2 separate regions of the Homo sapiens genome follow, and region 2 is linked to region 1. Evidence: chromatin contacts called from ENCODE Hi-C or POLR2A ChIA-PET data. All regions are on one chromosome and are shown on one strand. Each heading gives the region's core, a stretch centred on a gene start or an enhancer-like site at or near the end of the contact. The rest is flanking DNA. Distances are from core to core; before and after follow the strand shown.

Region 1 (4,150 bases), core at 1,651-4,150:
TCCCACCTCAGCCTCCCAAAGTGCTGGGATTACAGGAGCCACCACGCCCGGTCAGCCAGGCTGGTTTCTAACTCCTGACATCAGGTGATCCACCCGCCTCAGCCTTCCAAAGTGCTGAGATTACAGGCGTGAGCCACTGGGTCTGGCCGTTTCGTCAGAACAATGAGGATTAGCAGGGATCCAACTAGAGGTAGATACCAGCCTCAGAGTGCATTTATTTTCTTTACCCCTGGAATAAGCCACAGGGTGGTGGGGTGTTATAATGGGACTAGGGATTCCCCCTAGGCAGTGGTCTCCAAAGTGGGGAGCACACAGCCCTAGGGAAACACAAGATGATCACTGGGAGACAGAAAGTAATTTTTAGCACATCCCTTCACATTTTTTAATTTATTTAGAGATGGCACGTCTTGTTATGTTGCCCAGGCTGGTCTCAAACTCCTGGCCTCAAGTGATCCTCCTACTTTGGCCTCTCAAAGTACTGGGATTATAGGTGTGAGCCACTGTGCCTGGCCCCATATTGATTTTTAATATTCTTTCTCATTTCTACCTTTGAATGATTATATTTAACATACCAATACAGTAGTAGACATAAATAATTGCTAAACAAATGACTATAACCTGGAGATGGATGCTCAAAAACTTATCAATGGGTTGGACTTCCCTTCCGCCAACTGCATTTTTAAAAACAAATCTATTAATCCACACCAGATACTAATTCTTAGTGGCCTTCCTCTAGTTAAACCCAATAAAGTAGTACTATTCTCCAAGGAGCCTCATTTCCCACCTGTATATGTAGGGATTCTCCTATGAGCAGGCTGGACCCATTGCTAGGCCGTGACACTGGTGGTTTCTAAGAACCTGGGTCACACGGCTATCTCAACAATGGGCCAAGAGAACACTGTACATGTGACCTATCAGGTGGACCACAAATGCCCAAGATGCAAGTTTGTCCTGCCTGAGCAGAGCAGAAGCTCTACAAAGCCTGGAGTTTCATTCTGAGAAGTGGCCTGGCTGGCTCTCCTGCCTGTGCTCATCCCACAGGTCCCAGCAGCGGTCAGAAATCACACAACCCCCATGAGACTGTGGAAATGGCAAGATGGCAGGGAATCCAGCACCACTGAGCAACTATTCTGTGCTGCTGGGAATGCTGAACCAGCCTGTCCCGTGACGCCAATCTCTTATTGTGCTTTATATTCCTAGTACCTGACCTACGGGTTGATACAGCAGGTATCCAATAAGCACTAAATTAACAAGCAGTTGTTAATTGCTAAGTCGTCATCTGATTTTTATCAAAAGAAAAAAAAACCGGTCAGGCTCACGCCTATAATCCCAGCACCTTGGGAGGCCAAGGTGGGCGGATCATGAGGTCAGGAGATCGAGACCATCCTGGCTAACACGGTGAAACCCTGTCTCTACTAAAAATACAAAAATTAGCTGGGTATGGTGGCATGCGCCTATAGTCCCAGCTACTCGGGAGACTGAGGCAGGAGAATCACTTGAACATGGGAGGCGGAGCTTGCAGTGAGCTGAGATTGCACCACTGCACTCCAGCCTGGGCAACACAGCAAGGCTCTGTCTAAAAAAAAATAAAAATAAAAATAAAGAAAAAAGAAAACCACTTCCACCTACAAGTACTGCTACCGCTTTGCCCATTTGAGGGCACCCAGCTTCATAACTAGAAAGAGAAGTTTACCAACCATAAAAGTATCCCGTCATATATTCCAAATTCAAATACACGATTTTACTTGTTTTTAGTCATTGTTCTTTGAGAAAATAACCAAGAAGGAACACACTTGCAAATGAACATGCTGGCTGAGTTTTACACATTTGCATAGTTCCGCAGATGTTAACAACTCTGCATGTATAGAAAACAACCATACATTCATCCACTGTTAGAAACCAAGTAGGTGGAGCCTTCTCTACACAGCTGCTAGATCTCATTTAGAAACAGAGTTAAAGCAGAGAATTCTTTTTTTTGAGACAGAGTCTCGCTCTGTTGCCCAGGCTGGAATGCAGTTGTGCAATCTCGGCTCACTGCAAGCTCTGCCTCCCGGGTTCACACCATTCTCCTGCCTCAGCCTCCTGAGTAGCTGGGACTACAGGCGCCCACCACCTTGCCTGGCTAATTTTTTGTATTTTTAGCAGAGATGGAGTTTCACCGAATTAGCCAGGATGATCTCGATCTCCTGACCTTGTGATCTGCCTGCCTCGGCCTCCCAAAGAGCTGGGATTACAGGCGTGAGCCACCGCGCCCGGCCAGAGAATTCTTATTGGGATGTTACGTCTCACTAACTTTATCTCAAAATTGGTTCTTTTATTCAAGATGTAGATTACTTTCAGGAGTTGTCAAAAACATCATTGAACTAGTTTCTTTTTCTGTAAGAAACAGCCAATCAAGTTGGCCAAAAAATGACCATAGGCTTTTGGAAAGTCTCATCTTGAGGCCAAATGGGTAGCTATTTGATTCAGTTACATGATCACACACTGCCAAAGAGTCAACATTAAAGTCCATTATATAATCCCTTTAAATGGCAATACTAGATTTAGACGCTTTACAGACTATGTTTTTTTCAATCTTCACAACAAACCCAGGGGAAATAACGTTTTCTTTTTGTAAATGAGGAAATGGAGGTTCTCAGAGCTGACATAGCCTGCTCAAGATTCTAACTAAAAAGTGGGAAAGCCAGAATTCAAATCCAAGTTTCACTATGTTACACTGCCTCAGATGATAAAGTGGTCATTACACTGCTCAGAAAGAAAAACGAGAATTTTTACAAGTTACTACAATAGAACTGTTTTATTAAACATATGACTGTATTTATTTTGTACAAAATGCAGTAACACTTCTTCTTTTCCTCTGCCCCTGGAGGCACTACCGCAGAACTTCATGTTCACAGAAACACACGTCATGGCAAGTGTGTCAAAAAGTCATGACAAGCAGGAAAGTGCAATTCTGAAAGTAATGCCACACAACCAAAGTGGGAAATGAAAACAGGCAGAGGCCAGCAGGTTTCTCGGCTAGGGCTCTGCCTATAACGCCCTGGTCCTGCTCATCTTTCAGCAGTAAACATTTTAAGAAGAGAAACTCCTGAGCACTATGTAAGTACTCTCCTGGTAGCATCCTTCCAATTCCATCTATCTTGATGTTGTAACAAGCTTATTTGTAACTTCCTCAAGAAATCCCACCCTGGATTGCATCCCTGTCAATTGCCCATCTCCCTCTGAGCTTCAAACAAAACAAAATAAAACAGAAGAGCAGTAAGTTTCAAAAGGAAGTCAGAGGAGACATTTGATAGATGAAACCTACTTCCTAGAAGCCCCCTGGCCAGACATATGCAGAGCTGGAGACAACAGATTGTGAAACTAGGTCCAGCTGTAAAATATCTCAGGTACCCAGTTAGATCCAGTTATTCTGCATCTGTGGATTTAAAATGGTCATCATCCACAGTAGAATAGATGTGCCCCTCATTGCTCAGAAAATCCACAGCTTGCCTAGAAAGAAAGAAGAAAAAAAAAAGGTCATTTTCAGGCCAATTCAGAAGGAAACTGCCTTTTGGATATGGCCAAATATGCAAACTTCGCTTATCTCCCAACTTTCTACCTTAGCTAAGAATTCACAAGTATTCTGCACATAGAAAGCTCTCACAGGGAGAAATGCCAGTAAAATAGCAAAACAGAGCTTATTCATGGAGACAATGGCTATTAGGGCTGTCTTGGATCCCTCTCCCAAATTGTGCAAAGGAAAGACAACAGGGCCTCACTTAAATACAGTCTAAGCAGGAAAACAAGGATCTAAAGCTGTAGTCACACTTGCACACAAAATCTCCTAGTAGAAACCACTGTCTTTAAAAGTCCCCCTTTTCCAGCCACACACTGAAACCCCGTTGGTCCCTCTCAGGGAAGTAAAGTTGTGGGAAGCAAAGGAAACACTCTGAAACCTTCAAACCCTTCAAGGTCCTCAGGGTTAGTGTCAGTAACGTATTTAATAGCCACAATCTACAGAGCACCTAAGTAACAGCAGTTCTCTACCTCATCAGCACGCAACTCTGAGATAGGAATTATTATCCTAATTTTACAGGACAGGAAATGGAATCAGCCCTGAGCATTTCTTATCTATCTAGGCCTGGCAGGTCAATTGATTTATAGTAAC
Region 2 (4,898 bases), core at 1,796-4,295, 280 kb after region 1:
CATAGGATAAAAGCTTCTTGGCGGGGTGTGGTGGTTCACGCCTGTAATCCCAGCACTTTGTGGGGCTAAGGTGGGCAGATCACCTGAGGTCAGGAGTTGAAGACCAGCCTGGCCAACATGGTGAAATCCCGTCTCTACAAAAATACAAAAAGTAGCCAGGCATGATGGCGGGTGCCTGTAATCCCAGCTACTCGGGAGGCTGAGGCACGAGAATCACTTGGACCAGGGAGGCGGAGGTTGCAGTGAGCCAAGATCGTGCCATTGCACTCCAGCCTGGGAAACAGAGCAAGACTCCATCTCAAAAAAAAAAAAAGCTTCACAACAGGCCAGATACAGTGGCTCATGCCTGTAATCCCAGAACTTTGAGAGGCCTAGGTAGGAGGATTGCTTGAAGCCAGGAGTTTGGGATCAGCCTGGGCAACGTAGCAAGATCTTGTTTCTACACAAAATTTAAAAAATTAGCTGAGCACGATGGCATGCACCTGTAGTCTCAGCTATTCAGAGGCTGAGACAGGAGGATACCTTGAGCCCAGGAGCTCAAGGCTGAAGTGAGCTATGATCATGCCACTGTACTCCAGCCTAGGCAACAGAGGGAGACTCTGTCTCTAAACAACAAAAAAATTAATTAATTAGTTATTTACATTAAAAACAATAAAAAGCCTCATGACATTGGAATGGGTCATAATTTCCTGGATATGACACCAAAAGCACAGGCAACGAAAGCACAAATAAACTATTTTTTGGCAAACTTTAAATAATCTCCATGAAGCAAAGGAAAACAATCAGCAGAGTGGAAAGGCAACCTGTGGATGGGAGAAAAGGCAACCTTTCGGATGGAACCAGATATCAGATAAGGGGTTAATATGCAGAACTCCTACAACTCAGTAACAACAATAACAAAAAATTCAATTTAAAAAATGGGCAAAGAACCTGAATAGACATTTCTCCAAAGACGATATACCAATGACCATAAACATGTGAAAAGATGGCTCAATATCACTGATCATCAGAGAAATGCAAATTGAAACCATAATGCAATATCACCTCAAACCCACTGGAATGGCCACTATCAGTAAAACAGAAATGTGTCAGCAAGGATGTGAGAAATTGGAACTTTCGCATAGTGTTCGTGGGATTCCAAAACGGTGCAGCCACTATGGAAAAGAGTATAGAAGCTCCTCAAAAAACTAAAATTAGAATGATTATATGACCCAACAGTTCCGCTCTGGGTATACTATATATTCAAAAGAACTGAAAACGGGATTTTTTTTTTTTTTTTTTTTTTTTTTTTTTGAGATGGAGCCTTACTCTGTCGCCCAGGCTGGAGTGCAGTGGCACGATCTTGGTTCACTGCAACCTCCGCCTCCCGCGTTCAAGCGGTTCTCAGCCTCCCTAGTAGCTGGGACTACAGGCACCCGCCACCTCGCCCGGCTAATTTTTGTACGTTTAGTAGAGACGAGGTTTCGCCATGTTGGCCAAGCTGGTCTCTAACGCCTGACCTCAAGTGATCCGCCCACCTTGGCCTCTCAAAGTGCTGGGATTACAGGGATGAACCACCACGCCCAACTGAAAACCAGATCTTTTTTTTTTTTTTTTTTTTTTTTTTGAGATGGAGTCTCGCTCTGTAGCGCAGGCTGGAGTGCAGTGGCGCAATCTCGGCTCGCTGCAAGCTCCGCCTCCCGGGTTCACGCCATTCTCCCGCCTCAGTCTCCCGAGTAGCTGGGACTACAGGTGCCCGCCACCACACCCGGCTAATTTTTTTTTTTTTTTTTTTGTATTTTTAGTAGAGAAGGGGTTTCACCGTGTTAGCCAGGATGGTCTCAATCTGCTGACCTCGTGATCCGCCCTCCTCGGCCACCCAAAGTGCTGGGATTACAGGCGTGAGCCACCGCGCCCGGCAGAAAACAGGATCTTGAAAAGACATTTGCACATTCATATTCATAGCAACATTATTCACAATCATCAAGCGTGGAAACACCTAACATGTCCATGGACAGATGAATGGATAAGCAAAATGTGGTATATACATACAATGGAATATTACTCAGCCTTACAAAGGAAGAAAATTCTGACACATGTTACAACATGGATGAATCTTGAAGACATTTCTGCTAAGTGAAATAAGCCAGCTCACAGGAAGACAAATACTATATGATTCCACTTATTATATGAGACATTTAAAGTAATCAAACGCATAGAACCAAAAGTAGAACGGTGGTTGCCAGGGGCTGGGAGGAGGGGAAAATAGAGAGATGTTCAACAGATGTAGAGTTTCAGTCATGCAAGATGAAAACATTCTTTTTTGTTTGTTTGTTTGAAATGAAGTCTCACTCTGTCACCCAGGCTGGAGTGCTGTGGCATGATATTGGTTCACCACAACCTCCGCCTCCTGGGTTCAAGCGATTCTCCTGCCTCAGCCTCCCGAGTAGCTGGGATTACAGGCATGCACCACCACACCCAGCTAATTTTGTATTTTTGGTAGAGACGGGGTTTCAACATGTTGACCAGGATAGTCTCGAACTCCTGACCTCAAGCGATCCACCCTCATTGACCTCCCAAAGTGCTGGGATTACCAGCATGAGCCACTGCGCCCAGCCAAGTTGAAAACATTCTATTGGCACTCGCAGGATTTAAAAAAAGAAAAGAAAAGAAAAGAAAACATTCTAGAGATCTATTATACAACAATGTGAATATAGGTAGCATGACTGAACTATACACTTTAAAAATGTTAACAGGGACCAGGCACATGGCTGGAATTACGTGGCCTGTAATTCCAGCACTTTGGGAGGCCAAAATGAGTGGATCACTTGAGCCCAGGAGTTTGAGACCAGTCTGGACAACATAGCAACACCCCAGTCTCTATAAAATAAATTTTTCAAAATGCATGCTAAGAGAGTAAATTTATGTTACGGTTTTCACCACAGTAAAAAAAAAAAAAAAATCAATGGGCCTAAGAGACGACAAATTTGAAAGTACATTGTGTATTTTTAAGTTAGAGTCATATGACTCAGTTTATGACTTAAAAGCTATGCAACCTTTGGTAAAACTGCTTGCCGCCTTCGGGCCTCATTTGTAAACCACATCTCTTTCATCAAGCGAAATAAAGGATGTACAGTATTTAGAGAACAGTGGTTAAGAGCACAGACTCTGGAGTCAGACTCTGTAGTCAGACAAACCTGGGTTCAGATCTTACCTCTCTCACTTCCTACCACAGAACCACAGCCAAGCATGTCCTCCCTCTGATTCTCAGGTCCCTCACTGAAAATGGAGCTGATAATACCCAGGCACATACCTCTCCAGAGTGGTGTGAAGAGTCAATGAAATAATGTGTATAAAGTCCTTATCAGGGCTGGGCGCAGTGGCTCATACCTGTAATCCCAGCACTTTGGGAGGCCAAGGCGGGCAGATCACTTGAGGTAAGGAGTTCGAGACCAGCCTAGCCAACATGGTGAAACCCTATCTCTACTAAAAATACAAAAATTAACCAGGCATGGTGGTGCATGCCTGTAATCCCAGCTACTCGGGAGGCCGAGGCAGGGGAATCACTTGAACCCAGGAGGCAGAGATTGCAGTGAGCCAAGATGACGCCATTGCACTGGAGTCTGGGCGACAGAGCGAGACTCCATCTCAAAAAAAAAAAAAAAAGAAGATGCCTGGTCTGGTCTACAGTGAGAGCTCATTGAATGTTGGCTATTGTTACTCTTACTTCCCTACCCCAGACAGAGTTGGAAATTCCACCTCAAGTTCCCATAACAATCTATCACATTGCATTATCATAGCTGTTGATTTCTCTCTCCTTTTGGACTGGGAATTCCCAAGGGCCAAGGCTTCTGGCATATCACCAATACCCATCACAGGGCCTCCTACATAGCAAACACATGAGAAATACTGACTAAATAGACAGGTGAGCCTCTGTACACACACAGTCACAGTGTCCCTCACTCTTCGCTTCCAAACTCTCACACCCCAGCTCTAGCCACTCCCAGCTCTTAGATTCGCTGGGGCCAGTCCCACTTTCCTCATCTATAAAATGGGAATAGCATCAACATTGAGGCTGGAAAGGTGGCCCACATCTATAATGCCAGCACTTTGAGAGGCTGAGGTAAGAGAATTGCTTGAGGTCAGGAGTTTAAGACCAGCCTGAGCAACATAACCAAATTTTGTCTCTACAAAATTAAAAATTAAAAAAAAAATTAGCCAGGCATGGTGGCACATGCCTGCAGTCCTAGCTACTATGGAGGCTGAGGCTGCAGGATCACTTGGGTCCATTACAGTAAGCTATGATCATACCACTGCACTCCAGCCTGGGCAACAGAGCAAGACCCTATCTCTTAAAAATAAAAATAAGGGCCCGGCGCGGTGGCTCACGCCTGTAATCCCAGCACTTTGGGAGGCCAAGGCGGGCGGATCACAAGATCAGGAGATCGAGACCATCCTGGCTAACACGGTAAAACCCTGTCTCTACTAAAAATACAAAAAATTAGCTGGGCAAGGTGGTGGGCGCCTGTAGTCCCAGCTATTCGGGAGGCTGAGGCAGGAGAATGGCGTGAACCCGGGGTGCAGAGTCTGCAGTGAGCCAAGATTGTGCCACTGCACTCCAGCCTGGGCAACAGCGAGACTCCATCTCAAAAAATAAATAAAAATAATAAATAAATAATTAATACAAATTAGGCTGGGTGGGGTGGCTCACACCTGTAATCCCAGCACTCTGGGAGGCCGAGGCAGGCAGATCACCTGAGGTCAGGAGTTCAAGACTGGCCTGGCCAACATGACGAAACCCCATATCTACTAAAAATACAAAAATTAGCTGGGTGTGGTGGCGCACATCTGTAATCCCAGCTACATGGGAGGCTGAGGCAGAAGAACCACTTGAACCCGGGAGGGGGAAGTTTCAGTGA

What was found. Hi-C counts contacts between places; a loop is a spot of excess contacts on that map. ChIA-PET counts read pairs that join two places held with the same protein, here RNA polymerase II (POLR2A). Pooled maps may share reads with other maps.
Region 2: a pooled map shows a loop between it and region 1 (4-fold over the local background). The contact joins two enhancer-like sites. A Hi-C loop is called at or near these places in 3 of 37 single-sample maps with no recorded cell type and 4 of 50 pooled maps. POLR2A ChIA-PET finds 5 or more read pairs at or near these places in 1 of 52 experiments (WTC11).

The regions. Positions count from the first base shown.
Region 1 is chr1:27,888,756-27,892,905 of GRCh38, forward strand. It overlaps RPA2 (replication protein A2), which reads right to left. Exons shown (of 9, transcript NM_002946.5): 9 at 2,769-3,492. The coding sequence ends at 3,408. Among named protein-coding and RNA genes, the nearest start is that of THEMIS2, 18 kb to the left of the region's middle. RefSeq lists a silencer at 2,010-2,079. Within about 2 kb of position 2,901, at least 9 of the 41 ENCODE cell types and tissues checked have a DNase peak (open chromatin) inside an H3K27ac peak, as active enhancers do.
Region 2 is chr1:28,166,371-28,171,268 of GRCh38, forward strand. The region is part of intron 1 of PTAFR (platelet activating factor receptor); the gene reads right to left. Among named protein-coding and RNA genes, the nearest start is that of PTAFR, 7.9 kb to the right of the region's middle. RefSeq lists enhancers at 4,795-4,844, 4,885-4,898. Within about 2 kb of position 3,046, at least 4 of the 41 ENCODE cell types and tissues checked have a DNase peak (open chromatin) inside an H3K27ac peak, as active enhancers do.